Linked DNA regions of Mus musculus: all the other regions are linked to region 5. Evidence: chromatin loops called from intact Hi-C (ENCODE). Cell type or tissue: heart. All regions are shown on one strand. Region 1 has its middle 40 kb from the start of Gm46968. Region 2 holds the start of Adamts9 (a disintegrin-like and metallopeptidase (reprolysin type) with thrombospondin type 1 motif, 9). Region 3 overlaps Adamts9 (a disintegrin-like and metallopeptidase (reprolysin type) with thrombospondin type 1 motif, 9). Region 4 has its middle 30 kb from the start of Gm22312. Region 5 has its middle 64 kb from the start of Gm22312. Region 6 has its middle 43 kb from the start of Gm38863. Region 7 holds the start of Gm46968 (a long non-coding RNA gene).

What was found. Hi-C counts contacts between places; a loop is a spot of excess contacts. Peaks named below come from ENCODE experiments on the same cell type or tissue, not always from the same donor. Only the 100,000 strongest peaks of a DNase experiment are listed, where the experiment ranks them.
Region 1: it touches region 5 in a loop (2.4-fold over the local background); 2 of 42 quality-filtered maps call a loop at or near these places.
Region 2: a loop joins it to region 5, with 7 times the contacts of the local background. A loop is called at or near these places in 16 of 42 quality-filtered maps.
Region 3: it touches region 5 in a loop (2.5-fold over the local background); 2 of 42 quality-filtered maps call a loop at or near these places.
Region 4: it touches region 5 in a loop (5-fold over the local background); 5 of 42 quality-filtered maps call a loop at or near these places.
Region 6: it touches region 5 in a loop (2.6-fold over the local background); 4 of 42 quality-filtered maps call a loop at or near these places.
Region 7: a loop joins it to region 5, with 2.4 times the contacts of the local background. A loop is called at or near these places in 3 of 42 quality-filtered maps.

What each region holds. Positions count from the first base shown.
Region 1 is chr6:93,272,529-93,276,528 of GRCm38, forward strand. No RefSeq gene overlaps it. Among named protein-coding and RNA genes, the nearest start is that of Gm46968, 40 kb to the right of the region's middle. In heart, no CTCF peak of the experiment used is centred here; a DNase peak (open chromatin) is centred at 1,803; H3K27ac peaks cover 1,665 bases.
Region 2 is chr6:92,941,601-92,945,600 of GRCm38, forward strand. It overlaps Adamts9 (a disintegrin-like and metallopeptidase (reprolysin type) with thrombospondin type 1 motif, 9), which reads right to left and starts at 1,934. Exons shown (of 40, transcript NM_175314.4): 1 at 1,441-1,934; 2 at 447-847. The coding sequence starts at 1,555. The region is part of intron 1 of 9530026P05Rik (RIKEN cDNA 9530026P05 gene); the gene reads left to right. In heart, CTCF peaks have their summits at 1,752 and 1,999; DNase peaks (open chromatin) are centred at 631, 2,021 and 2,851; H3K4me3 peaks cover 3,145 bases; H3K27ac peaks cover 2,936 bases.
Region 3 is chr6:92,872,899-92,876,898 of GRCm38, forward strand. Adamts9 (a disintegrin-like and metallopeptidase (reprolysin type) with thrombospondin type 1 motif, 9) reads right to left here. Exons shown (of 40, transcript NM_175314.4): 20 at 1-102. All of the region lies in intron 1 of Gm15737 (predicted gene 15737), which reads left to right. Among named protein-coding and RNA genes, the nearest start is that of Gm15737, 5.5 kb to the left of the region's middle. In heart, a CTCF peak has its summit at 1,881; a DNase peak (open chromatin) is centred at 2,223; H3K27ac peaks cover 618 bases.
Region 4 is chr6:93,537,491-93,541,490 of GRCm38, forward strand. No RefSeq gene overlaps it. Among named protein-coding and RNA genes, the nearest start is that of Gm22312, 30 kb to the left of the region's middle. In heart, no CTCF peak of the experiment used is centred here; a DNase peak (open chromatin) is centred at 2,291.
Region 5 is chr6:93,443,409-93,447,408 of GRCm38, forward strand. No RefSeq gene overlaps it. Among named protein-coding and RNA genes, the nearest start is that of Gm22312, 64 kb to the right of the region's middle. In heart, a CTCF peak has its summit at 1,936; DNase peaks (open chromatin) are centred at 563 and 2,333.
Region 6 is chr6:93,148,700-93,152,699 of GRCm38, forward strand. No RefSeq gene overlaps it. Among named protein-coding and RNA genes, the nearest start is that of Gm38863, 43 kb to the right of the region's middle. In heart, no CTCF peak of the experiment used is centred here; DNase peaks (open chromatin) are centred at 1,533 and 2,012; H3K27ac peaks cover 294 bases.
Region 7 is chr6:93,313,017-93,317,016 of GRCm38, forward strand. It overlaps Gm46968 (a long non-coding RNA gene), which reads right to left and starts at 1,718. Exons shown (of 3, transcript XR_001785331.2): 1 at 1,466-1,718. In heart, no CTCF peak of the experiment used is centred here; a DNase peak (open chromatin) is centred at 1,855.

The sequences.
Region 1 (4,000 bases), 170 kb before region 5:
GAACCCGAAACAGAAAGACAACAGAGAAAAATTTCAGCTCAGCCTTTCTAGATTGGAAATGATGCATGAATGTTGTTGTTTCTCCAAGACTTCAGCACAGGTATAACATGGTGCTAATTTAATCACCCGGTGAATCACCTTTTCTCTGTGAGATGTTAACACTGATGTAAGATGTTTCCATGTGAGGAACGGGAAAGACTTGAGACACAAAAAAGCTTCAAGGATTGGTAAATAGAATAATGTGGTCTGTACCCCACTAATTTTTCTTGCCATCCATGAGAGGCCCGATGGGCTGCAGCAATGCATCATTTAGATCGCCCCTTCAGCTGGTTCATGGAAAACTAACAAAAATTGATGTTGTTATCTGGGGTTTTCGTGTGTGATTTGTCTAACTCTTTACATTCATTATGGGTTTTGCCCTTCTTTAATAAAATGGCCTGATATTGCCTTCAGATGTTGCAGAAAACTTTTTGGCTGGCTGGAAAAAAATATTAGAAATAAATAAGTTCACTGGAAGGACATTCACACTGTCCATTTGAATGAGCGTCCTGTGGCAGGCAGGCTGAGGTGTGTAGGCTTTCTCTCCCCAAGCTGGACAGCACTAATGACTTTCTAAAAAGTACGTCCTAACTTGTATCCACAAAGGTTATATGCGAGGCTCCTCTTCCAAAGCCCGGGAATAAGGACAGGAGCGGGCAACTAGATCCCACCCCTTATCGGAATTTAGCCTCTAGCAGGAAGACAGACATCAAGTTAGAAATCAGCAAGGAGGTTTGAGGAGCATATGGAGAGAATTGGCCATGCTAACCTAGGCGTTTAGAAGCTCCCGTCCATGAAGAAGCAGAGACTGCTAAAAGAAGCTCAAGACACTCCCAAGCCAAGAAGAGGCACGCTCTATAGATCACCAGAAATGGCAGACAGAGAAAGGCAGTTTCACTCTGTTGTTCAGACTTCAGCCTCTGTGCATGTGGCCTTGGTTTCTAGGCCTGCTCTCTGCACATTTAAAACTGTCTTCATTTCCCCTGTGATGCTTTTGGGAAAACAATATAAAAATTAGAACTACTCTTCGTTGACATGGTGTGCCAAATCCACCAGACCTTTACGCAACCTTAACTTCTGTCCGTACTTGAAGACAAAGGGTTCGGATCACTTACTCGGGTGATCAGTGAGCTAACATTGGATTCAGAACAAGATAGGAGATGCTCAAATGGCAGATTCCCAGTGCTTCACGAAGGTTTCTCCCATCACGATCTAGAAAATATTTCGTCACGATGACCAGTAGAGGGATATTTCAATTAAAAACACGGCCCAAAAGTAGTGAAACAATTATGAATTAATTAATAATTGGCCCAGGCCCTTCCAGCTGTTTTAAGTTGGACTCTCAGAGGATATTGAGCTGGGAACTTGAATTTTAACAAGCAATCCAAGTGCATCCCATGTATGAGACTTTCTAAACTTCAGCTAACTTCCAGGCACTGGTGAGAAAAAATGGAGCGGACAGAAACGAAGCCTGCTGCTCATGCAGTCTCAGCGTCTCAGCCACACTCTCAGGCTGTTCATCTCGCCTTCGGATGAAACACTACATGGCAAAGTGCTCATGATTTCCAAACTGCAGATCATTTAGCCTCCCACTCAGGCAAACGCTCTAGGCAGGGCTCAGGAGAGTTGCTGGCTCAAGCTTCAGCCAAGCTGTGAAAAGTGAGGCTTTTCCAGAGGAAGTAAGATAAGGCAGAACTTAGAAAAACAAACATCCTGAGGCCGGTGTGCCAAGGGCCACTGGCAAAATCTATAGTCCAACGCTAAGTGAGTTAAACAAACACATTACCGGGCCATCCAGGAAACTTGAAGCAGATGCTGGAAGTAGGGTGTGTGTTTTCAACCTGGGGAGAAATATCCTGAGGAGTGATGGTACAGAACGAGGCACAGAGCGTGCAGAGTCATGACAAAGTGAATCGCCAGCAGGCAGTGTACCTGTGGTGGGCAGGCAGTGTTCCAGTCCTGTGGTTCAAAGCCAATTTAGGCCAGGAAGGCGAATTGTATCCTACTATTGGAGCTGTTAGGGTCTGGGCCAAGGCAGCCCTAACAAGCTAGGCTCAGGCTAACACTTGGAAGCTTTGGAATGCTAAATTGGTGGGGTACTGCCTGCCCACCCATTACTTCATGTGAAATAACTGTTCTGATTCAAAATAGGGATGAGAGCAGTCATACCAATGTCTGGTAATAAATAAATAAATAAATAAAATGATGTATTGGCGCTCTACACAACTTTACCTGGTGAAATAGTGTCCAGTAGTGTGCTTAGCAATTCCTCAGCACGGAAGACACAGTGGCCCAGCAGTTTGCTGGTTTTTGAATAATAACAGCATAGATTCCCGTTCACTATTTTGGTTTCCAGAAGACGCTAAGACTGAGCATGGTGGCACATACCTATAATTCAGCAATTGGACGTAGGAACATCATGAATTCCAGGCCAACCTGGCCTACGGAGTGAGATCTTATCTCACTAGGGAAATACCGAGGGAGGTCGAAATGAATGGATGGATGGATGGATGCGTACTTTAGGCCTTTCCCCCTGGGAGCTCAGTTTTTGGTAATATTCTAGCATTGCTGGACCTGGCTTTACAGCAGTTGGGGCAGGTATCTCCCAGTCGTCCGTGCGGGCTCGCGTGAGAGTCGGAGGCATTCTCTGACATGGTCTCCCCTGGAGCTCTCTCTTTCTCCCACTCATTCCCTTTCACATGATGACATTTAATTAGCCATCTTTTTTTGCTTGCTTTTAATTAAGGAAACACTGTTTGCACTCTTCTTAGAATCATTCACTGAATGCCATCTAGACTCTTGACATTTATTTAGGAAATAGCATTTTTTGTAGAGTTTTTATAGCATGAATATTAGATGATGAGGATAATTCAAAACCCTCCACAGAAACAGGCTCCTACTCCCCTTCTGCATTTTTTAGAACAGTAAGGTCAGCCTTGAAATCTCAGCTGCACTTTGGATTTATAGTAGCAGCAACAATTTGGAAAATTTTGGTGTATTTTAAGCTAGCCACCCAAACTTTGGCTATGTCTTGCGAAATGTTATAGAGCTTCTCAACAAAAATAGCTGCAGGGGAGGGACTGGGGATGTAGCTCCATGTAGAACACTAGTTTAGCATAGGCCAGGTCCTGGATTTGATTCCTAGTGCCACCAAAAATAACTGTCCTTAGGAAGCAATTGCCTTTACTACCAGTGCTTTTTAAACATTATAGTTATCAAGGAATACCCAATTATTCTCTTAAGTAAGAAATTAAGATCTAGTTGCGGGTTCATGAAGGGTATTCTCTATGGGCTTGCGAATGGGAGAAGAAAAATGAGGGGAAAGGAGGTGGATAAAGGAAGGCAAAAGGCAGGAAGGATGGAAGGAAGAAGAGAAGGGAGGGGAGGGAGTGGTGGCAACCTCTTTTCTTTTTTTCTTTTTTGGGTTTTTTGAGACAGGGTTTCTCTGTGTAGCCCTGGCTGTCCTGGAACTCACTCTGTAGACCAGGCAGGCCTCAAATTCAGAAATCTGCCTGCCTCTGCCTCCCGAGTGCTGGGATTAAAGGCCTGCACCATCACTGCCCGGTGGCAACCTCTTTTCTTATTTCTTTTATTCCATTCAGATAATTTATTCTTTCTAGTCTACACACCCAGCCTCTTGGTTTTAATAAAAAGGATTTTTTTTCTGTAGGAACCCCCTCCTATTCCCCATAATACTCAGAGAGATGTGTTTGTTAGAGAGCTCTCACAACAAAACTTACCTGATTCATTCTTTCCAGGGCATCTCTTAAGATCAGCACAAGTCAAGGACATAGGCTCTAGAGCCTGTTGTTTGGCTCTAAGTTGTCCTGCCCCCATTTTCTGTAATCTGAGGGCAACTGTAACACACTTAAAGTGGTAAGCTCACCGTGTATATGTAAAGACACATGGGCTCACATGGCTCCCAGGTCTCCAGAGTGGGGGGCAAAAATAACCTCAAGAA
Region 2 (4,000 bases), 500 kb before region 5:
CCAGTAGGGGTGTCCAGGGATTGTCAGTTTACAACCCTGACTCAGGACGCGCCAATGAGGAGTTGAGTCCGCCCTGCGCTCAGCTGCACAGCCCCAGAGCGGCCAAGTTTGCTACAAGAAACCACAACCCAGCAACTTTCTCTGAGTTTGTAAACCGACATGCAACCTACTCTGCAGAGTTGGGCTGCTTACAGCAAACCCAATCCATCCGATCTAAGACAGCTCCAAATGATACACGACCCTCTGGGGGACAGATGTGTACACTCTTCTCTTCTCGAGTGTAAGAGCACACACTATGCTGGTGGACCCCCAATTCCCGAGAACTAAGCCAGGGTTGATATTTAACGCCAGAGCATAGACTCGGTAGGTTCAGACTAGGGTGCAATTAAGTCTTAAAAAAGCAGACGAGGAGGCGGGGAGGAGGGAAGGGGCACGCGCCCACTTACCATTCCGGAGCACAGGCTGATGACCGCAGTGTGCTCGGACTTGGTATTGACATGGCCTTTGTAGAAACAGTGCCTAAGTTCCATTTCCTCCTCGGAATACAGCTTGGTCTGGTTTACCCCTGGCTCTCCAAGGAGGGTGACAGTGAACAGTGGAGCGATAAATCCGGTATGGGCGGTGAGATTAAATAGAAACTGCTGGCCGAAGGCTGAGAGGCGGTAGTGCTCCTGGGAAGAGGTAGAGGAAGACGAAGAGGAGGCGAAGGCAGGCCAGGGGTCAGAGGCAGAGTTAATGCTTCGCCGCCTTCTTTTGAAGTGCACGTTCGTGGGAAAGGGTTCCCCGAGGGGGTTCACTCGGATGGGAGACGCGATCTCATATTCGCTCAGACTCTCTAATAATTTCACTGCAGGGAGAAACAGAGGCAAGTGAGCTAATCAGTCATTTCCCCCGAAAGCTTTAATTTAAAAAGAAGATGGGGGGCTTTGTCCTAATTTATTTCGCAGCCACTTCGAGTCAATTCCTTCACGCTCCACCACTGGATAAATATTTGTTGAGCGCCTACTGTAATAGTAACAGCCGAGAACTAGGTGAGGGGCCGAGACTACAGCATTTGAAGTCAGACAATGAACAAATATAAAAACATAAAATAATTACAGATTCTGATAAATATCCTAAATAAAATAAAATGTGTGCTATCTGGTGATCCAAGCTATTAATTAGGACTGGTTTGGGTCAAGGGATAAGGAGGGTAAAAAAAGTCAGGTAAAAAGGACTGGGGGTGGGGGTGGCCCTAAAATTCTTGCAGTGCTTCCTTCCCTAATAGTTGACTAAGGATGACCCAGAGAAGGGAGAGGTTCCGAAAGGAGAGGTAATTCTTTCTAGGAAAAGGAGAGAGGCCTCTACTGCGGGGTGCCCGCCCCAGAGCGTGTTCAAGAAGGTGGCGATGGAGTGTGTGGGGGCGTGGGGGGGGGGCTTCAGGGTTCAGAGCCATGTTACCTTGCCTCGGGTGCAGCCTGTCCTTGCGCACGGCCGCCGCGGAGTCAGGGCTCCTCATCTCAACCAGGTCCGGCACCAGGAGCGTTAGCAGTGTGGCCCAGGATACTAACTGCATGGTGCTCCTCACCCCTCCCCCCGCTTCTCCCACCCCCTCCCTCCTGCCGGCTTTGGTGGCTGGCGGCGACGCGAGGCAGCAGCCTTGGAGAGCGCGCGGAACCCCGGCGCCCTGCCGCCAACTTTTTGACTTTAGGAGTCGCTGAGGTCCTGCAGAGAGGGTCCCGTCTGCGCTCCGCTGAGCAACGCTGCCGCCTGCCGTGAGCTGAGGCGCTCGGGCCGCAGGAGGAGGAGAAGGAGGCGGAGGACTAGGGCTCGGCGGCTCGGCCGCATAATGTCCAGCCTGCGGGCAGGAGAAGGCGCGGAACGTGCGCTCCGAGGCGCGCCGGGCGCCCTTTGCTGGCTGAGTTAGCCGAGCCGCTTCTTGAATGGGGGGCCAGGGGGCGGGGGCCCCCGCGGGCGCTCAAATACCCTAGGTGCACGCCTCCAGGAGGAGGAGAGGGGAGGAGAAAACGGGGCAGGCGGCCCGCCTCCTTGTAGATCCTGTCCCCTCCTCGGCCGCGGGTGCCAGGACTCACCGCTTTAGGCCCCTCCAGCTGCCGGAGGCGGAGGCCAGAGGCGCCGGCAGTGCCGGAGCAATCGGTGGCCGTCCGCGTCACCTCCCCGAGGTGGGGTTAGCAGAGATTCCCTGAGAAGGAGGGAGAGCAGAGAAAGTTCTCTCTCTCTGAGGTGGCGCTCAGCCACCCACTCCGATTCCCCTTTCCTACTTTGGTCTCCGGTTTGGAATCTCTCTCTCGCCAGGTCTTGGTGTAGGTCTCTTTGGGCCCATGTCCCTTTTCTCTGATGGTCTCTTCCTTCTCCGCTTTCTACTGAGCCATCTCCACTTCTCCGTATCTGCCTGTCCTCTTCATTCTGCCCCCGTCTCTTTCCATCACCCAACTTGGCATTCCTTACAAGAGGAAAAAAAAAAAAAAAAGTAGCCTTGCGCCGTCCTAGTCCTACACTTGATCACTATGAACCAGATTTGTCACCTGAGCTCCACTCTACTTAATTGCCCCAAGTCAAGAGTTTTAAAGGCAGGGATCTATTTCAGTCCAGTAGTTCTAGTTGTGTTTCTGATCCGCAGTTCTCTGAAAGTTTCGCAACTGTTTAAACCCGGGTCTTCCCGGGACCTCTGTCCCTGTGGCGAGAGCTCTACAGGTTTCTGTAGCCCCCCCCCCCCCAAAAAAAGGTTAAGACGCTTACTGTGCGGTTAGAGAGGGTGGGGACTTGGAAGCCCCCAACTCTGCCCGACATTTGAGGGGAAGGGAGTAGGGAAGGACTGTGAGGCCATAGGTCCCGGGGAAGGCACTCGAACCTCCAGGGATTTCCAGTCACTTCCGCTTGCTCTCAGAATTAGAGAGGATGCAAGCAGGGAAGTGGCTCCAAGCAGATAGTTCAAGTTATCCATCATCTCCCTCGGGTTGAAGATAGACATTTGGAAGTCAGAACTCTAGAAAAGGAGAAAGGAACAGAGGGAGAAGGGGGAGGAAGTAAAGAGGGAAGATTGTTAAATCATGGATAGTTAAAAAAAGCACCTTTCTTCCTTAGCTCTCAGAGGAGAGGATGCGCCAATTCAAAGGGAAAGGAAAGGGCATTTTCAGTAACTGATATGACTAATAAAGTTATAATCGCCCAAGTTTCCTAGAACCGGAGTTCTCTGCTGCTTGGCCAGCCACTCAGAACTGAGAATATCAAAGTGCCAGTAGAGACCAGCCAACAGTGTGCTGGGAGTGCCACCCATCCTGGAAACAATGATGTATACAGTTCTGATGATAGCGGAAAAATGACTTGGCAGGTCTGCCAGTTCCTAAAGATGTTGTTAATCCAATTGGTTAGGCACCACTGCCACTGTGAAGAGGCTGGGCATCCGGTATCCCTGTGCGGATGTGCACTGGAGATCTCGGAAATCTCGCTATTGAGGAGGTTGGAGAAATCTAGACCAGTCTAAAGCATACAGGAGACCCTGTCTTAATGTAAAAATAAAATAGCAAACAAAAGAACCAGCGAATTTTAAAAAGGGACTTTAAACCTTGAATCTTCCAAATAACTCACAAAAGTGAGTTTCTTCTAGCATGCCATCTTCCTCTTCATTAGGTGCTAAAGCTCCCTCTGAATTATTGTGCCTGGAAGTTGCCAGAAGCTGAGCATGGAAATCAGTCCACAAGAACTGACTTCAGTGGAGATGTAACAGCACCTCTACACAGTTACTCACCTGCCTAGCCCTTCTGAAAGTATCTTCTACCAGGGAACTCCTCAATCTTAATTCAGACACCTCCTGATCAGGAGATGCTAACTGCACAGGCATTACCACAGGAGAGGCTGAAGAGACAGCTCCTTGGTAAGGAACACTTACCTTTACAGAGACAGGTCCTGAGTTTGGTTTCTGCTGCCCACGTTTGGACGATTACAGCTGTTTGTAACTTGTTTCAGGAGATCCCACACTTTCTTCTAGCCACTCCCCCAA
Region 3 (4,000 bases), 570 kb before region 5:
GTCTTCCCGTCCATCCTGCTGTATTTGGCACAGTGGATGTCTAAAGTACGGTAGCCCAAACCACACTGGGCACTGCATTCGCTCTTGCTGGCAACGTGCCACCTAGACATAAATAATGGTGGAAAACCAACATTTGTGTTAAACACAAGTGTCACATCCAACTAGTAAGAAAGCTGAGTTCGTTCTTTCTTCATTCAAATATGATGACAGCTCAAAGTCACAGCCAGTTACAATCCAAGTTCAGACCAAGGTATCCGTGTGATTTTCATGGCTGTCAATGTACGTGGAAGTCACAGAACCACAGCCAGAGATGCTACGTCTGTGAAGAATCTCTTGGTACAGCTAGTCTGAAATTCAAGCAGCAGAAAGGAAAACAAACAAACAAACAAACAAACTGGAACTCAGCAAAGCAAGGACAGCAATTTTTATATGAAGTATTTCACTTGGCTCTTGGGAAACTCATCTGTGGAATGCTTCTTTTTGTCTGTCCGTGCTTGTAAATACTCAGCGACTATTCTGATAATAATAATGCAGGAATGAATAATATGGGGAATAATTAAAAATTTTCAAGTGTACGTGCTATACACTAGGAGCGTTATTATTTATTATTATTATTATTATTATTATTATTATTGTTTTGTAATAAACACTAAATTTGGGGGGATTGGCCATCAGCTCAGCTTCAGGATCAATAAGAGACCCTGTCTCAAAGGAATAAAGCAGAGAGTGATGAAAGCAGGTGCACACCCTTGCACATGTGTGTATACACTACACACACACACACACACACATACGGCTGGAAATGTTTTTGTTTGTTTGTTTGTTTGCTTGCTTTTTAGTATAGAATAGAGTTTATTCAGGGCATGGGGAGGGGAGTTAAGAGAGTAGTAGAGGCAGAGAAAGGCAGAGAGAGGGAGAGAGTAGAGAAATGGGGGTCAGTCATGACCACATGAAGAGAGAGGCAAAGATGCAAAAGCTGGACACAATATCTGGAACAGCAGATATTGTGTGTGTGTGTGTGTGTGTGTGTGTGTGTGAGTGTGTATATGACTGATATGACTGTGTGTCTGAACATGTATGTCAGTGTGTTTGTGTTTATATGTATGAACCTGTGTATCTGTGTGTATGCATGTGTGTACGTGTGCATGGGTACATGTGGAAGCCACTAAAGGTATTGTTTCTCTGGTTCCTTCTACTTATTGTTTTAATCACAGTGTGTGTGTGTGTGTGTGTGTGTGTGTGTGTGTGTGTATACCAGGTATAGAGGTTACAGTACAATCCTCACCTTCCACCATGTAGTTCCAAGGACCCGACTCAGGTCATGAAGTTTGGGACATGTGTCTTTATGCTCTGAACTATTTTACTAGTCTTACCTTATTTTCTGAGACAGGCACTGTCACTGAGACCTGTCCTGTCACTGGAAACTCAGACTTTGCTAGGCTGGTTGGCCAAGAACCTTCCTCTGCCCAGTGGGTTCCACTATATCCCCAGCTACACCATTGCACTTGACATTTTAAAAGTGGGCTCAGGGCCCCGTGCTTGCAGAAGCACTTTACAACTGAACTGTCTCCCAAACCCTCATTATACACTTTTAAAATTAGATTTGAATCCATCAGACTTTGCCACCTTTACATCCCTGATATTATTCATAACGAAGCCTTCTGACACACATCAGGTGCACAGTATATACTAATGACTACTCTTATTTTCTATAACACAACAGGAACAGAGTGCTTGAATTTAAAACATAAGCAAAAAATGTTTAATTCACAGTTTTTAAAATCAGGATTTTGAAATGTATGTGGAAATCTAGAAAAAGATAATTTTCTTCTAACCTCCAGGGGATCTTCTCTCCCATTATTAATTCCCTTCATCTCAGCCACTGGGAGGTGTGCCACTTCTCAATGTCCTAATGTTCACTCATACACACCTGTCTAGGGGAGGAGTTGGGAAAAAAGAGGAACTCAAGCCAACACGCTTATCAAGGAATTTCTAAGTAATGTCCAAAAGTAGGTCAGAGTTGACCACTGGCAAGGAAAGTGGGCTGTGATTTTCCATTACACTGAAATAGCGTCAGGGAGATTTTGTTCTAACACAGTAAACGAGGACTTATAAACTCATCCTTTATCTCATCCTGTCACAGGCCAGTTGGGGCAAACTGTCACTTCCTACAGGAAGTGAGGCAAAAAAAAAAAAAAAGGTGAACTCGTTCTACAGTGGCATCTGGAACTTCCATCTGCACTTTGATTTTTGGCTACCTTCTCAGGCCTCCGTGGTCACTTCCCTGGGGGAAGGCTATTTACCATCTGGAGAAAGGAGGGAGATGTCTTGACAAGAAAGCACTTTGCAGTTCAGCTGCCAAAGTCACTTCCCTGTCATCGCATAAGACCCAGGGGCCAAGCAGAGATCCCCAAGAAGAATCTATAAAAATAATCAAACTCTAAATTAAATCTAGTTTGCTCTATATTCTTTCTGGACCGTGACCTGTTCTTCAGTACAGTGTGTTCATAGTTCACTTTGTGGGAAATAAAATGCTATTATTATATTTCATTATTATATTTCAGGAAAGTATTTGCTAGTCAGGTGTATGTGTGTATCTCAGTACTTAGGAGGTGGGAGCTAGAGAGATGAGGGTGCTTAAAACCAGCTTGAGATACATAGAGAGCTCCTGCCTCAGAAATCTGAGGACTGGGGAAATACTTCAATGGTAGAGCCCTTGCCCAGTAGGCAAAAAGAGCTGTGTTCAGCCACCAACACTGAAAAAGTAAAATAAAATCTGTGTTTTAATATGCTAATAAGTAAGAACAAGATAAATACGTAACATGTGTGTAGGAGTAGATAATGGGGGCTGGATTAAATGATTTTGAGAACTACCAGAAGAAATGGACTTCTATACTGTAGGTCTTTGAAGCTTCACAATGTTTACCAGTATCATGAGCCTCCATATGAGGAAGACGATGTTTTGGAGGGCTTCTCAAATACACAGGTTAAGAGTTGCTTCGTCTGACTGGTGGTCCCATGAACATGCCTGGGAGAAACTACGTTGGAGTGTGACCAACCAGTAACCATTCCCTCTCTGTTCGCTCAGTTGTGCTCACAGCTGATTGGCCAGATTTCAGCATGAGTCTTGATTAGACGGACTGTCAGGTGGACAAAAGGGACAGTACATCTTCCATAGGCTTGGTTTGTGTCTCCGCATATTTTAGCAGGGACCTTTAATTTCCCCAACAGTCAGAAAAAAGCCAGCAGTGAGCCAGTCGTGAGATCACCTGAGCACTGACTGAAAGCCACAGTTGTTCGCTGACTTTTAGGCACAAGCACACGTCTGCCCCTTTGTGTGGTTCTAAAGCTAACCCTGAACTCTTTCTGCCCTCAGTGTTTGACTTCCTCCACACTCAGATCTGCTACCTCTATGAGGAGGCAGGGATGAAGAAGCCCCCTCTCCTTCTTATCTACAATCACAACTGCTTTGGCCACTCAGCTCTGTGCTTCCGGCTCTTGTCCCCACTTGGCCTCCGGCAGAGTTTCCACACCAAAAAAAAAAGTGTTTAAAAGTTGATTCTAAATGGGTAAATGGGGAATATAGAGAATAATAACACATTGACCTTGCTATTGATCAGAATAGAAAATTCAGGCTGAAGTTTTATCTGGTATTATGACAAGAATATAAACAAAAATCAGTCTGTACTATTTAATCAGCAAATGTTGGGTATGAATGGAAGCTCTCATGCTTATGAGCAGAGAGCCTGAGTCGATCACTAGGTGGGGGGGATCAGGTGGAACAAGGTGGGGAGAGTAGCGTCTAACACCTGTGAAGGATACACAATAAATTAGCCATTATTATTATTATGACTATGCCATCCTTGGCATTTGAGTCTCCAAGAAACTTCTATTTTTGCCTCCTTCTCTTAATTTTCTGCAGAGCTGAAGAGCAGACCCCAGCCCTCATCCGTGCTTGTTCAGGCTGCAGCCTAGGCCTTTGGTTTTTGAGAGACAGGGT
Region 4 (4,000 bases), 94 kb after region 5:
TGGATAGGGCTGTTGTGTTTAGAAGGATGAGCTCAGAGCTTTTGATCAATAGAGGCTCTATGCTGCCCAAAGCTGAGAGATCCTCCTCTGCCTTCCACATCACATCACTAGGCTTTCCACACATCCTTCAACAGCTCTTTGTGGAATTTTGGGCACTTCTAACTAAAGCAAACACTTGAAATTCTCTGTGCCTCAGTTTCCCCATGTACAAGTCAGAAGAAAGAGTGTTTAGAACTATTAGGTTAGATGCGACAATGGTGTGTGGCGCTTGGTAAGACTCTGCACCTTGTAAAGAGCCCAACAACTATTTCTTGGTTGTGAGTTATATATCTTCCTTGGAAATCATATCCTTATGAATATTGGTTGACCTTTTCCTTCATAACTCATCATGATCTCAAGTTATCAGTTTCTAGCCTCTTTAATTCAAGGATATTTAACTCTGCTCAGGCACTGTCCTCATTTATTAGTGACAATAATAGAGGACACAGAGTCCTTGTCCTTTATAGACAATACACACAATGTAATCAGTCAAAAAATAATGTTAAGGCTGTGACACTACAAAGAAAGGACTGCATCAGCCTGGGTTAGGCAGCCCCAATTCAGGTGACATTTGAATGACATCCTTTCCCAAGACCCCACTTCAACCTAAATGAAAAACAAATAGCATTCCACTCATGTCAGGAGACTAAAGCAAGATCCCCCAGCTGGGCTTAAGTGCTTTGAGAATTGTCCTGAAAAGAAGAACAGGAGGAGGAGGAGAGGTGAAGCCTAGGCCTGGATTCCAGGGCTTGTCAAAAAGATGCTTCCATGTATACTGGGGAGATATTTGTACTCAATGCCACAAAGGTGGAGCTTCTGTTCCAACGCTATCACTGATGCTTAGATAATAAAGTGTCCTGTGTCAGTCTCTCTGTATTTGAAGTCTGAATTTATTGCTTCAGTAAAACCTGTTCAGAGCCATAATGCATCTTGATTTGCCTTGTATAGACTTGGTTTGTGCCTGCTGTCTCTGAGCAATTATTACCAGCATTACCTTTCGATTTTAAAGGAAATCTAGTTTGAATAATTAGCTATACTTATAGAGGTACCAAAGTTTCAGCAAACCTTTCTGAACTTGTGTTTAGGTGTATTTTCAGGGATAAAATATTTTAAAAGTATAAAAAACTTTGGGTGTAGAGCCAAGTGGTAGAGTGTTTGCCTAACACATATAAGGCCCCAAGCTGAATCCGCCACACTGGAGAAAAAAATAAAGAAGAAGCATCATTAAAGATGCTGAACCTGAATTCCGCTCGTGTCGAGATTAATTCATATGATAATCCAGTTGTTTGTTATCATTTACCAAAATGAAATTGTATGTTAAACTTATAGCAAACTATTTTACACATGCACACGTGTGTGTGTGTGTGTGTGTGTGTGTGTGTGTGTGTGTGTGTTTATATATTTACAGTGTAGCTCTGTTTTTTTTTTCTTTCTACAGATAAATGAACTCATGGAAGCTACATGGTGAGGGTTCATCGGTCAACAGATAGACATACACTAGAAGCAGCCAAAACAATGAGCAGGCATTTCTAGGTTCAGAGTAATTCATGATACTTGGAGTCTGTGATGGTTAAACTTGATTTTCAGCCTGATAGGTCAGAATAAACTAAGAAGCACTCCTCTAGGAAGGGCTATGAGGGTACTTTCAGGGAGCGTTGACTGGAGGGAGAAGACCATCCTCCAATGTCCTGTCCCAGCAGGGAACTCAGACACAAGTAAAGAGGTCCAAGGAAAAAGTATTGTTGATTGACGGCCTGCCCTCACTCACTGCTGAGTCCAGTGGCTGCTGCTGCTACTACTGCTGTCACCACAGCTGTCATCCTTGGCTGACATCAGACTTCAGCTTCTTTGGCTTTCCAACATGGACTGATGACAAGTGACTTGGCATGAACCTTCCACGCCTTCAGAGTTAGGTGGAGACTGCTAAGGCATCCACTATCATAAACTGAGCAACTATCGGGTTCTCAGCTTCTCCAGTGTATCTTAAGAAATAATCTTTTCTCCAGCAGCCATAGGCCTGGTATTTAAAATAAATAAAAAAAAAATCCAAGCTCTTGATGCCTGATTGGCTAGTGTACAACACAAGTTTAACTCCCTGCCTTGAAAGGTGTCAGCAGCTAAAGTGAGCACACTGATTGGAAAAGAGCAGAACTTGGGATGGAGACATGTGGGAGGACCCTGATGAAGCCAAGAACATTGAACTCTCATATTCTGACAAGTTTGTTTTGCTCAAGTAAGTACTAGCAAATGTGTCCCCACCCACACTTCCTGAAGTATTGCCCGCTCCACATTTGCTGAAGGAATTAATTCTGCATTGTCTGTGGAAACAGTAATATCCTTCCCTGAAAGAGATGCCAAGGAAGATAATTCCAATGTCTCCCACTTACCCCTCACCTTTGTCCCTAGTCCTATTGTCAGACTCAGAGTGTTAGCAGGACCCTAGAGATTAAGTACACAATGTGTCTTGTGATGTGATGCACTACACTCCTAAAGAACTTGAATTTTTTAAGTTATAGGAACTGTGTGGTAATAGATTCTAAGCATATCGGGTAATTGTGGAAAGAACATAAAACTGACTCCATCTGAACGTGTAGAGACTCGTTGATCAGAAATTATGGGTTAAATGCTACACTTTGTACAGTTTTAAAGGGTGCTAACATCCGTCGACATAACAACACAATAGAGAACATCTCACAAGGCCCCACCTTTAGATGAAGAGCTACCTGCAATCAATGGCTGCTAAGAGAGAAAGACAAAGTCTCCCCTAGGGACAAGCTCCCAGATGGTTATTCAATCCAAGTGGTCAGCCCTAAACACTTGTAACAACCATTAAATGGGCTCAGTAGGTCTTATGTTGGGAGGGGTCAGTTATAGAAGAAAAGGTCATGAACCTGAGAGGGAATGTGGGGAACATGGGAGGAGTTGAAGGGCAGAGGGGGAGGGGTAGAAATAATGTAAATATAGCACATCCATATATGAAGACAAAAGAAATTTAAAACAGAACGTAGTGCTCTTCTGTGAGGCTTGCAGTAATGTCTTTTAATACAGGTACTTGCAAAAAATTTTCTTTTGAGTGCAAATAGGCTTTTAGTTGGCTGATGTATAGGTCAAAAGATAGCCTACACTGAATGAATTAAAAAATGCTTGATATCCCTTGGCTTTGAGTTGATGGTGGGATTCAAAGGCTCTGGGGAAGTGGAATGCTCAGGGAGATTTGCTATTTAAAACTAATCCTCCTCCATAAGAGAGTCCAAAGAACATGCCCTTCACCAATGCTGTAAGGAGCAGATTTGTGAGAGAGCCACCAGAGACTTGGAGAGCTCAGACCTTACCACGGAAGGGGTGACAGCTCAGTTACTTGCATACAGTGGGTCCACAGATATACAGAGTATCAAGGGCCAAATAGCAACAGGGAACTGCCGAAGGCAAGGTGTACTTACTGTAGTGGATGGCACAAACAAGGCAAAACCCATGGGTCAGACTCCTACAGGCTCATAGCACTGGCTAATCACTCATGGTGTTTGCAGAAGTGGAGGAAGTCTATTCAGTTCGTGATAAATCTATATAAGCAGAAATATTCAAATTAACCAAAGGAAACATTCGTGGAATTCACTGGTCTTACTATGTTCCCTGTCATCCTGAAGCAGCTAACTTGTTAGAAGAGTCAAATAACTTACAAAGACACAGTTATAACAACACCTAGGTAGTAATAGTCTGGAGGCCTGTGACTGGGCACTCCAAGTTAACCGTGTCTGAATCAGCAGCCTTTATATGGTTTCTCTCTCTCTCTCTCTCTCTCTCTCTCTCTCTCTCTCTCTCTCTCTCTCTCTCTCTCTCTCTCTCTCCCTGCCAAGATTCATGGATTCGGGAATCAAAACAAACAAATGGAGCACCTAGCAGCACTCCTTATTACCCACTAACAACATTTTTGTTTCCTGTCCCTTTAATTGTATGTTCCATT
Region 5 (4,000 bases):
TGATGATCAAAATGTGAATGATCAAAATACATTGTATGAAGGTATTAAATTCCCAAAGAATTAATAAAAATACCATTTTTTAAAAAATAAGGAAATACAAACCAAAGTTCTCCATCCAGCCCAGGACCTAGTCACTGTGTTACCCTGGGCAATCAGTGTCATGGTAGTCACCTGGCCACCTACAGGATGGGGGAGCTAAAGCAACCATCCCCAATGTCCCTCCTGCTTTCTTCTAAGAATACCTCCAAATCCGACAAGTATTTTAACATCAGGCTTGAAGTAACTGCAGTCATGGAAAACCTAAGAGTCCTTTGTTACATAAAGAAACTGCCAGGATAATAGGAAATACAAACCGCTTGTATAAACGTGGCTAAAAAAGAAAACTTAAGAGAGAGACCTCTTAGCAAGGCTTTAGAAAGACTCTGAGATAATATCCTGAGAGGATATAGCTTCTCATTACCATCTTTCGGTCCAAACAGCCAAAGAATGAGGCGTTTCCCTCTGGTCCCCTGGTCCCCTGGTCCTCTGGTCCTTGCCGTGAGTGCTCCTCCCCAGCCTTGTTTTCCTGTATTGGATAACTAGTAACAGCTTCCTTGGCCTAGCCGTCAGCTGGCTTGTGATTTATAAAACAGACTCCAAAGCAACCTTTGCCTTGCTGGACACTGAGAATTAGGCTTTCTGTACCTTATAGCATTCTGAGGGAGTCTTAACCTGATACTTAGCTGATACAGAATACTGTGTCTGTGTAAGGCAGAATAGTCCTCAGCCTGCCACAGAGCCAGGTCCTTGGCATGCCAGGAAATAGATGCTTTTTGTTCAGGAACAAATCACTGCCCAGACCTCTCCGCAGAAGCAAATGTCATCCTGTCATTATTTTCTCCCTGACCTGTGCTCGGGGCACAAATGCATTTCCCAGCAGTATCAAGCACTGTTCTCTGGAAGCTCCATCCTGCAGCCTCCCTATCCGTGATAGGGATGGGGGAGGGGACTCCCGGCACTGCCATGGAGTATGTGCCCTCTTTTGTGTGCCTAATTGTCCATGTAAAAAGCACGAAGGTAATTACTGGGGCAAAATCCACACAGGAATGTCAGTGGGTGTATTATCTCGTAGTCCAAAGAAATAGTGGGGAGTGGAAATAGCTTTTGAGCACGTACAATTCGTCAGTTCTCAGGTGTCAAATTAAATCCAAATAAGAGCCGTGGAGAATGCAGGCTTCTATTCCCATGTTATGAAGCCAATTGCCCAGTGCCTCCCCTGGCACATTAGTTAGTTTTTCATTACAGTATTCAAAATAAGTCACATAAAAAAATTAAGGGAAGAAGAATTCACTTTGACTCACAGTGTCACAGGGATCAAAGGACAATCCTTTGGACCTCCACACGTAGGAGCATATCATGGTCATGTGAACATGTGGTAGAAGTGTTTCTTTGCCTCATTTTGGATGGGAAACAGAAAGAGGGAGACAGGAAAGGGGCAGGGACAAGATACCCCAAGAACCTGCCCCAGTGATGATATACTACCTCCAACTGGGCCTGTATTCTAAAGATTCCAGAACTCCCCCCCCCCCCCATAGCTCCACCAACTGGGAACTAAATGTTCAACAACTAAGCTCTTGTGAAACTAAGCATTTCATCCCCAGATATTACAGTCATATAGCTACTACTGAGCTGAAATCCAGGTCCAGATTTGCTTATTTTTCAAGCCTGAGTTTCTTTCCTTGCTCTTGGAATACCCACATACCACTTGATGTTCCCGAGAACACATGCACGATTTCCTAGTTTTTACACCGATGAAGTTTCCAACATGATGGGTAGGGCTTTCCCTATAAGTGTGTCATAAGTAAGTTTTCTTTAAGAAGAACCTGAAATTTTAAAGCATCTTGCTTACTTGAAAAGACAGATCACAGGCCACATTACAAACAAAATAGCTCCCCCTAGAGTTTCCACTCGGTGAACATTCAGACTTCAGGAAGTCAGGGTTGGAAGAAAAGCCCCTGGTCAGATGTTTTGCAAGGTGTGCGTTGCCTCTTATTGGAGAATGATTGTCATTCCATCTGCTAAGAGAGGTTTTGCTACTACTGTTCAGGACATCCCTTCCACACTTAGCAAACTTTCTTTAGTGTCCACAACAATTATGGGGGGTCAGGGGTTGAGTGTTGAGGAGATCGCCGTGCTGAGTCTAGTGCGGGCGTTGGATTTGACCTACTCTAGACGTGCTTTCTGGCGGCAGAATTCCCTTCAGGCTTCCAGCGCGTATCTGGCAAACGAAACCACTGTCAGCCATCCAAGCGCTGAGATTCCTTGGTGACATCACTAGGCCCTGCGCCCATAGCCTCCCCTCGCAAAGCTGTGCGTCAGCATCACCTCAGGGACACTGGGCCAACGTGTGCTCCCATGGGTCTACAGCAAGGGAACACAGTTCATGATGCAAAGGCTGACGGGAACTTCTTGTAGTGATGAATGGTCAGTGGGCCTGGGACATCAAGAATGTAAACAACCTAATGGCCTTTGCTTTCATTATCCCTTCCAACAGCAAGCTCTCTGCGCTGCTCTCTGATTTGATTCCTCTCCAAAAGCATTTTCTAAGGGATCTGGGGAGATGGAAAACTTTTCATACCGCCCATGCAAAAACGACTCTTTAGTGGATAAAAGAAATGACATGGGTAATAATCAGACCTTCACTTTTATTGATGGTGTTGATGAAGGGATGAGATGATGTGGCAAATTTTAAAGCATACAAAAGCTGTGAGATCATGAGGGCATTTTCATATAATGTACTTTGAGCATATTCCCTCTCAAACTCCCTTTTCACCCTTCCACCTCTTTAGTCCTCTTCCCCTGTAGATACTTTATCATCTACTTTCATGTTGTATATGTACACATATGTGATTATATATATATGTATATGTGTATACATATATATATATATATATACATATATATATGCATATACACATACACAAATAATCTAGGAATCATAAACGTGAGGCAGCATGTGATGCTCCCATATCTAAGGCTGGCTTATGTCATTTAACAGTTATTTACAATTGTGTCTATATTCCTCCCCAAAATATAACTTCATTCTTCTTTATGGCTCACCATAAAGATCCTTTGCACATCTATATATCACAGTTCCTTCCTTACTCCTCTGCTGATGAATGCCTGTGTTGTCTCTATAACTAAGCATTGTGAACAGAGCTGCAGTAAATGCTATGTGTCCATCTGTGATAGGTTAATTCTTCATTGTTCAAGTAAGTACCCAGGAGTAGTATAGCTAGGTCAGACTCTGGGTATAGTTTTTGTTTTTCTGCAAGGAGCAATATTGAGTTCTATAGTGGTTGGATGAATTTATATTCACCCCAGTAGGGTACAAGTGTTCATTTCTGTCAGCATCCTCACCAGCATTTGTTATTACTAGTTTTCCTAGTCACTGCCATTCTGATTAGGGTGAGAAATTTCTCACTATAGTGTTTCTTGGTATTTCTCTGATGGTTAGTGAAATTGAACATTTTTTTTCTATATCCTTTGATCGTTGTGCTTCATCTTCTACCACCTGTCTACTTCTTTGGCTCATCTGTTGAGCTGTTGGTCACTGGTTGCTGGTTGCTGGTTGGTTGCTGGTTGCTGGTTTCTAGTTGGCTGCTGGTTGCTGGTTTCTGGTTGGCTGCTGGTTGCTGGTTGGCTGCTGGTTGGCTGCTGGTTGCTGGTTGCTGGTTGCTGGTTGCTGGTTGCTGGTTGCTGGTTGCTGGTTGCTGGTTGCTGGCTGCTGGCTGCTGGTAGCTGGTTGGAAATATCCTGACAATGAAAATCAAAACTGTCCCCAAGAACTTGATGCCCCTAATTAGCAGGAAATTATCTAATGATATTGATACCTCTTTCCCCCTCTAGCCTTTTTTTCCTACATAGTGTTGGGAGGGTTGGAAGGAATAAGGATGGGGAAGGGTGGTAGAAATAGGAACCCGTAAAATAGGCAAAAGTCCAGTTACATACATACAATGGA
Region 6 (4,000 bases), 290 kb before region 5:
TTTTTTAGTTCCTTGTAGATTTTACAACAATCTCTGGTAGAACTGGCCCACAATGAGCTGAATGTCCATCTTTTTTTAAAATTAGATATTTTCTTCATTTATATTTCAAATGCTATCCCCTTTCCTAGTTTCCCCTCTGAAAATCTCCTATCCCCTGCCCCCTCCCCCTGCTCCCCAACCCACCCATTCCCTCATCCTGGCCCTGGCATTCCTTTATACTGGGGCATAGAACCTTCACAGGACCAAGGGCCTCTCCTCCCATTGATTCGGCCGACTCAGCCATGCTCTGCTACTAGAGCACCAGCTAGCTAGAGCCACAAGTCCCTCTGTGTGTTTTCTTTGATTGGTGGTTTAGCCCCAGGGAGCTCTGGGGGTACTGGTTAGTTCATATTGTTGTTCCTCCTAGAGGACTGCAAACCCCTTCAGCTCCTTAGGTACTTTCTCTAGCTCCTTCATTGGGGACCCTGTGCTCCGTCCAATGGATGGCTGTGAGCATCCACTTCTGTATTTGTCAGGCACTGGCAGAGCCTCTCAGGAGACAGCTATATCAGGCTCCTATCAGCAAAATCTTTTTGCATTAGTGTCTGGGTTTGGTGGTTGTTTATGGGATGGATCCCCAGGTATTCATCTTAGTGGTCAAAAAGACATGCAGGGGCAGGAGTGGGAGGAGTGGGCTCCATCCCCTTTCCACAGCTAACTCAGTGCACTGAATCTGGGCTAGGATTCCAAGGAAAACTCCAAACCCAATTCCTGTGTTAGAAAGTGAGTAAGTGAGTAAACTAGATATGGAAGCTGTCATGATGAGAAAGAGAGAGAGGGAGAGAGAGAAAGAGAGAGAGAGGAAGAAGGAGGAGGAGGAAGATTAGAAGTGGGTGGAAGAGAAAAGAGAAGATAAAGAGTACCAGAAGGACTGAGAAGGGGAAGAGCTGAGCGAGCCAAGGGAGGGGACCAGAGAGAAGTCACAAGGAAAGTTAGGGGAAAGGAGAGGGCTTAGCTTCCAGGCAGGATTCACACACAGGTCACCTAGAGAGGAGGAGGAGAGTAGATGCTTCTTGCTTTTAAGTTATAACTTATTCCTTCTATCCTTCCAGAAGAACTTAGAGTGTCTAGGAAAGAAAGGGGCAGGAACATTCTCTCAGAAATGCTTTCAGAGAGAAAATGTTTAATTTCTACTTCTTATTCTGTTCCCAGTGACATATAACAACTCAGATAAAACTAAATTAGGCAACAGATTAATAACAAAATGGAAGGAAAGAAGGCAGAAGGGGAGGAGAGAAGGAGGGAAGGAAGGAAGGGCAGAAGAATGGAAGGAGGGAAGGCAGACAGGCAGGCAGGCAGGCAGGCAGGCAGGCCAGCTAGCCATGCTTTTCTCCCTAACAGCCTCGCCAGTCATTTTGGGGACTAATGCATCTGTTAATTCTAATCCTTCTGGAAAGGAACACAAACAGGACGTGTCCTGGAAACGTTGTTTGACATGTGGATTAGGCAATGTTGACAAACAGAACAGTCTGTCAGATACCTCCTCAAACCCCTAACACCTGGAGAAATGGGCCCCACACTCATGTCATGCCCTGCCCCCACCCCCAGGATCGGTGTCTCATCTCCTGGCATATGTAGACCTGTCACACTTTTTTGAAAGGACAACAAAAAAAGAGGACTCCCATGTCACTTCTCAGGTCACTTTCTTCTTTACATGCCACTGCAGTAAGCAATTCCCAGACAACCAGCTATCAGCTATTGTAATGACTCCAGTAAACAAATACAATAAATAGTAAACAATCCATCTCCTCTGAATCCTGTTCTCAGGCCCCTTCTCCTAGAACCACTTTCCTCTCTCCAGAAGCAACTTTGAGGGCCAAAGATAAGGATATTATTTGCACACATGCCAGATCACTGGCAGTGTGTGTTTTCAAACTGCCAAAAAAAAATGTGAAAAGGAAGTGTGTTGAATTCAGCTTCCTATGAATTGGCTTCAACTGGATGTCAGACACATTCTCCCTGGCATCTGCAGTCAGAGCAGAGAGACAGCTGTGAAAAGCATCGTCCAGCCAAAACGTGATTTCAAAAAGGTCATTTGATCACATGATTTATTTATATTGTTTCTCCATGGTACAAAGTGTTCTGATTCATATGCAGGACCCAGAGAGGGAGGATTAGAAAGAAAAAGAAAAAAGAAAAAGAAACCCTAAGGCCCATGACTCAGGGGCCCTGCAGAGGCCAAGGGGATGGCTTGGCTGCATTTTGAAGGCTTTTTGAAGCCTTCGACCCAAACCATGTTCTTCCGCATCAATCAAATTTAAAAAAGGATGCCATATCATGATAGGATTGATCTCTTTCCATACCCTCTGAAGCTTCATAAGAAACATGATTAGAGGCGGGCCTTGCTGTTACTCAGCAAGAACAATCACCATAGTCTTCTTCATTCAGAAGAGAAAACCAGGGGTCAACTTAATCACATTTCTAATGCTTTATCTTCTCCACATGGTGTGCGCCAACTTGAAGAGTTTGAGCTTTCTCTCTTGTCTTTTCTCTCCCAATGAGGCCTTGTCAATCCCATTCTAAGTAGACCTAGAGGATTTCCTAGGAAGGTTGGAACAGATGGTTTGTTTATATTCCCTTGGCTTTATCATTGCTTCCTAGATACAGGACTGGGGCTTTTAACCCCATGTTTATTTTTTTTAATTAGGTATTTTCCTCATTTATATTTCCAATGCTATCCCAAAAGTCCCCCGTACCCTCACCCCCAACCCCCTACCCACCCACTCCCATTTTTTGGCCCTGGCATTCCCCTGTACTGGGGCAAAGTTTGCGTGTCCAATGAGCCTCTCTTTCCAGTGATGGCCGACTAGGCCATCTTTTGATACATATGCAGCTAGAGTCAAGAGCTCCGGGGTACTGGTTAGTTCATAATGTTGTTCCACCGATAGGGTTGCAGATCCCTTTAGCTCCTTGTAACCCCATGTTTATAATGTTGACAGGTAGAATTTATTGGATGAATATTTCTTTGACCATATATATTATTTAACCTCTCTCTGATATGAAGTCCAAGCTAAATATTCTGATGTTGTTTGGTTGGTTTTTTTTTTGTTTGTTTGTTTGTTTGTTTATCTTTCTACTAAATCCCTATTCCAGATCATTTTCTCTTAGCTGTCCTTAGAGATGGAAGTCAGGAGTTTGAAAATGTCTTCTGAGCATTACCAATACTCAAAGAAAAGAAGAGTCAGATCTATTGAGAACGAAAAGAATGTAACATTGGTCACGCAATACAACCAGTGCTAAGCACCTTTTCTTCTTTTTCCCCCTTCCCCTTCCCCTTCCCCTTCCCCTTCCCCCTTCCCCTTCCCCTTCCCCCTTCCCCCTCCCCCCTCCCCCTCCCCCTCCCCCTCCCCCTCCCCCTCCCCCTCTTCTTCTTCTTCTTCTTCTTCTTCTTCTTCTTCTTCTTCTTCGTCTTCTTCGTCTTCTTCGTCTTCTTCGTCTTCTTCGTCTTCTTCGTCTTCTTCGTCTTCTTCGTCTTCTTCATCTTCAGAAGTGGCTCACTAGGAAAGACATGAAGCACAGAGTATATTCAGTGATAATATCTGTGGATATGGTTGACTGATTTGTCTCTTGGTTGCTGGAATCTGACATTTCCACAAAATTTGACTTGAGAATGACTTAAGACTTAAAGCTCCTGAATCTACAGCAGTGGCACCCAGTTGGTTTCCAGGGACTCAGTAATTTCTCTGTAGTTTTCCTTAAAGAAGCATTATTTAAACTAAGACGGCCTTTTCTCCTGAAGTTGGAAAAAATTAAAAGTCAAGTATCAATACTATGTGAAACAATTCTCTGATGTGCTGAGTTTTATGTCTCTCCAAAACTGTGTCATTCCTGACAGGGCTGGTTTTGAGAGGGTATGTCTCTGGTCAAAGGCATATGACATTGGCCTTTCTGGACAAACCCTGGACTTTGATGTTGAAATTCAGTCCATTTTGCTTTTCTTTGCTCTGGGTCAGAAAAGAGA
Region 7 (4,000 bases), 130 kb before region 5:
GTACATCTATTGGATGTAGGATTGGTAAAGATCTTTTCCCAATGAAAGCAGTGCTAAGAGGAAAACTCATAGCTCTGAGTGCCTCCAAAAAGAAACTGGAAAGAGCATACACTAGCAGCTTGACAGCATACCTGCTCTAGAGCAAAAGAAACAAATATACCCAAGAGGAGTAAACAGCAGGAAATAATCTAACTCAGGTCTGAAATCAACCTAGTAGAAACAAAAAGAACTGTACAAAGAATCAACCAAACCAGGAGCTGGTTCTTTGAGAAAATCAACAAAATAGATAAACCCTTAGCCAGACTAACCAGAGGGCACAGAGACAGTATCCAAATTAACAAAATTAGTAATGAAAAGACAGATATAACAACAGAAACTGAGGAAATTCAAAAAATCACCAAATTCCACTACAAAAGCCTATACTCAACATAACTGGAAAATCTGGATAAAATGGACAGTTTTCTAGACAGACACCAAATACCAAAGTTAAATCAGGATCAGATAAGCCATCCGAACAGTCCCATAACCCCTAATATTTGCCTTTATGAGAGTGACCTTGCTCATGGTGTCTATTTACAGCAATGGAAACCCCAACTAAGACAAGCATGCATTGTGCCTTGTTTGTTTGGTCAACATCATATTCTTACCACACACACACACACAAAGTTCACTGAATTTGCTTCTTGTAACTTCATTCTATCACACTTTTACTGCAGTTGAAAGAAAAGCAGGTAACAATACAAGTTAGAAAATAAGAGTGCGATGCAAAGAGAGATGTAGATAGCTTTGTTTAGGATCACATTTGTAGACAAACCATGCTAAATGGGAGAAAAGCCTGGTTTACTGGTTCCCTCATGGAAATCACAGAACAATGAACATGTATTGTGCCAACAGATAATATCCAAGTACTTAGCAAAAGACTAAGAGCTAAGATCAAAACCAATTGATTTCAAACTGCCATCCTGCTGAGTTTAGCCTTGACTCGTAGCTTAAAATAGGAAAGAGCAGGCACGTTGACAATCTAGAGGAGAGCGTACTATCCATCCATAGACTCTCTGCAGCTTGGTGTGCATTGTAAACTAGATGATAACCTCACACGCTTTCTGCACAGTATTCGTCCGGCTCCTGTCAGTAGGTTAACAGCAACAGAAGCATCCCTGAGAAAGGTATGGATGCTCAATGTGCACCTGTTTGTTTCTAAATCCTGCCACAAACCTCGTAGGAAGGAATCTTATCATATCCTGCTGAAGCTAGAGTAGACAGAGAAATACGTCCCAATCATGTTTCATAAGTGGGAGAACCAGAGCTCTAGCAAACACTCAGCCTTCAACTTTTGGCTTTCAAGTGGAAAGGAAAAAAAAAAAAACCCATATTCTGAAGTTTAAAAATACTACATCCTTATTTATCCAAGCCTACTGACTCTTTGAAGGTCATGATAATCTCAATAAATCAAGAGTGAAACTACCTTTCTCTCACCAGCATCTTTTGTTTGTCTTGATTCCGGCTGTTCTGCAAAGCAGTATAGATAGCGAGGCAATTGTCTTTCTCCAAAAGCAATCTTCACCTCCACCTCTCCAAGTATAGGGGATCCCACATAATTGACCCTCTAGAACTTTCAGTAAATTAATCACTCTGAATTCTGAAGCTCAGCAAAAAGGCACTTGGTCTGACCCAAGAAAAACAGCTATCTTTGGCAGCAAGAGAATGCTTTCCCTCCCTGACAGACACGCCTCTAAGAAGAGCGACACGGAAACAGCAGGGCTGTTATTAACTCTGAGGTCAGCTAACACTGGTGGCATGGAGACCTGAGGAAAAAGGACATGCCTTCCTTAGAAGATGTTTCCTAGCCTCCTGCTTATTGTTTTACTGAGCCCATTGTGTTTGCAAGGACACTTTTATGTACCTAAGGAACTCTGGCTCTTTCGTAGCTCCTAAGGAATGTTCATTGTGACACACACATAACCTTGATTAGCCAAGCACTGGATTCCGGCATCATTTACTGGATGGGGGCCTTCTTTTTGCAGCCATGGGGATTGAACTCACAGCTTTGTGCAGGCTAAGCAAACACCACATTACTGAGCTATATCCTTAACAGGGGTTTCCTTCTAAATATGTTTGATCAGACCATTTTATGCTAAGGGTATATATACACTTTGTGGTTCTAAAGGCAGTAGGCTACAAAGGTTCTAGCCATTCGTTGTGATTTGTTGCATCTTAATTAATTAAGTGTGTGTGTTTTTCCGCAGCTGCATGTGTACATGTGTATACATACATGTAGAGGTTAAAGGTCATCTTCTGAAGTCATTCTTCATGTAGCTTTTCTTTTTGAGACAGTCTCTCATTGGCTGGAACTCACCAAGTAGGCTTGACCAGCAGGCCAGTGTGCTCCAGGCATCCTCTTCTTTGTCACCTCCTTTCTGGGATTAAGATTTAACCTGACTTTATAGATGGTTCTGAAGGCTGAGTTTAGGTTGTACTAGAAAGACAAGTACTTGACCAGTTGAGCCGTCTTCGCAGCTGGATCTTTAAACCATAACAATGCTTAGTTTAAAATTATGTACATGCAACAAAATCTAAAATAAATTTAGATATAGTTAAGGCTGGCGAAATGACTTAGCAGGTAAGAGTGCTATTTACTGAGTCTGACTGGCTGAGTGGAAAGAGAGGACCTGAGCTGTACTCTGACCTCCACATATGCACATGGAAGGTGGATGCTACCCTCCCCTGCCTCGATTACATTTGCCCACTCATGTGCTCATGTATGGCAATATTTTTTATAAAATTCTATACATGTATTGGAGCATTTATTAAATGGCAGCCTCTACTCTAAAGGTCATATGTCTTATTACCATTATTATTCCCACAGGTTTATTCATATGAAGCTATTATTATCAGTTTACTGATTTAGAACATGGTTATATAACTTTCTGAAAATAGTTGCACATTTTATTTTCAGACTAGCTCCTGTACAGCCCAGACTAGTCTCAAACTCATCTTGTAGCCAAGGATGGCTCCTAACAATGCTTCTTCTGTTTCTCTCTCCTGGGCACTGGGGTTACGGGCATGCGCCACATGCACCAGGCTTAGTGGGTCGATTTTTAAAGGAAAGGTGATGGAGATCAGAATGTTAGTTATCGGTAAAATGTCTGAAAATGCCAAGTCACTATTGCTCATCTGCAGCAGCTTCCCTGGAGTTAGGAGTAAGCAAAGCCTGTGTTTTCCAATCCAAACATGTTAAACTGCAAGGCTCAAGTTCCCAAACAACCATAAAGTCAAAATATTGCTCTGGTGACAGCTACAGCCAACATCTTACCCATGCCAAACCCAAGACAAAATGGGTTAGTACATTTGATGTGCTCAGCCATAGCCACCATCTCAGATTGCTTTTGGCTCTACATTCCTGAGGGTAATATAGTATGGAGAGTATTTTCTAGGTGAAAATTGCTGAATGTTGTTTCAGACCCATCCAAAATACATCAGCACCGGGAATAAATTTTATTGATTTGTCAACTCTGCACACCTTTTTGTGGAATAAACAACCTTTCTTAATGGTTATTGCAGACCCCAGAACAGAAAACATGGCAGGTGGCTGGTGCAATCCCAACTTAAAATAAACATCATATTTTCTGCAACCTGGTCATTGAATGATCCTTGATGATAGAAAGAAACCCATCTCCCGTAATAATGAAGGGATCTTTGAGACTAGGCCTGCATGATCCTTTCACTAGCCATGTAACAGCAATACACAGCTTATGTTTCTGCAGCCAATCCCCATTGATTTTATCATTCCGTTCTCTTGTTTCTAAAACTAACATGTAAAAAATGTACTTGTTGTCTTCCAATTTATTTTTTACTATTTTATTTTAGGTACACATATGTGTAGGTAGATGTGTGGTAAGCAGAGGTTGACATCCAGTGTCCCCTCAATCTTTCTCCACCTTACTTTTTAGAGAAAGGGTCTCATTGAACCTGCAACTCACTGGTTGGCTAGACAAGCTGA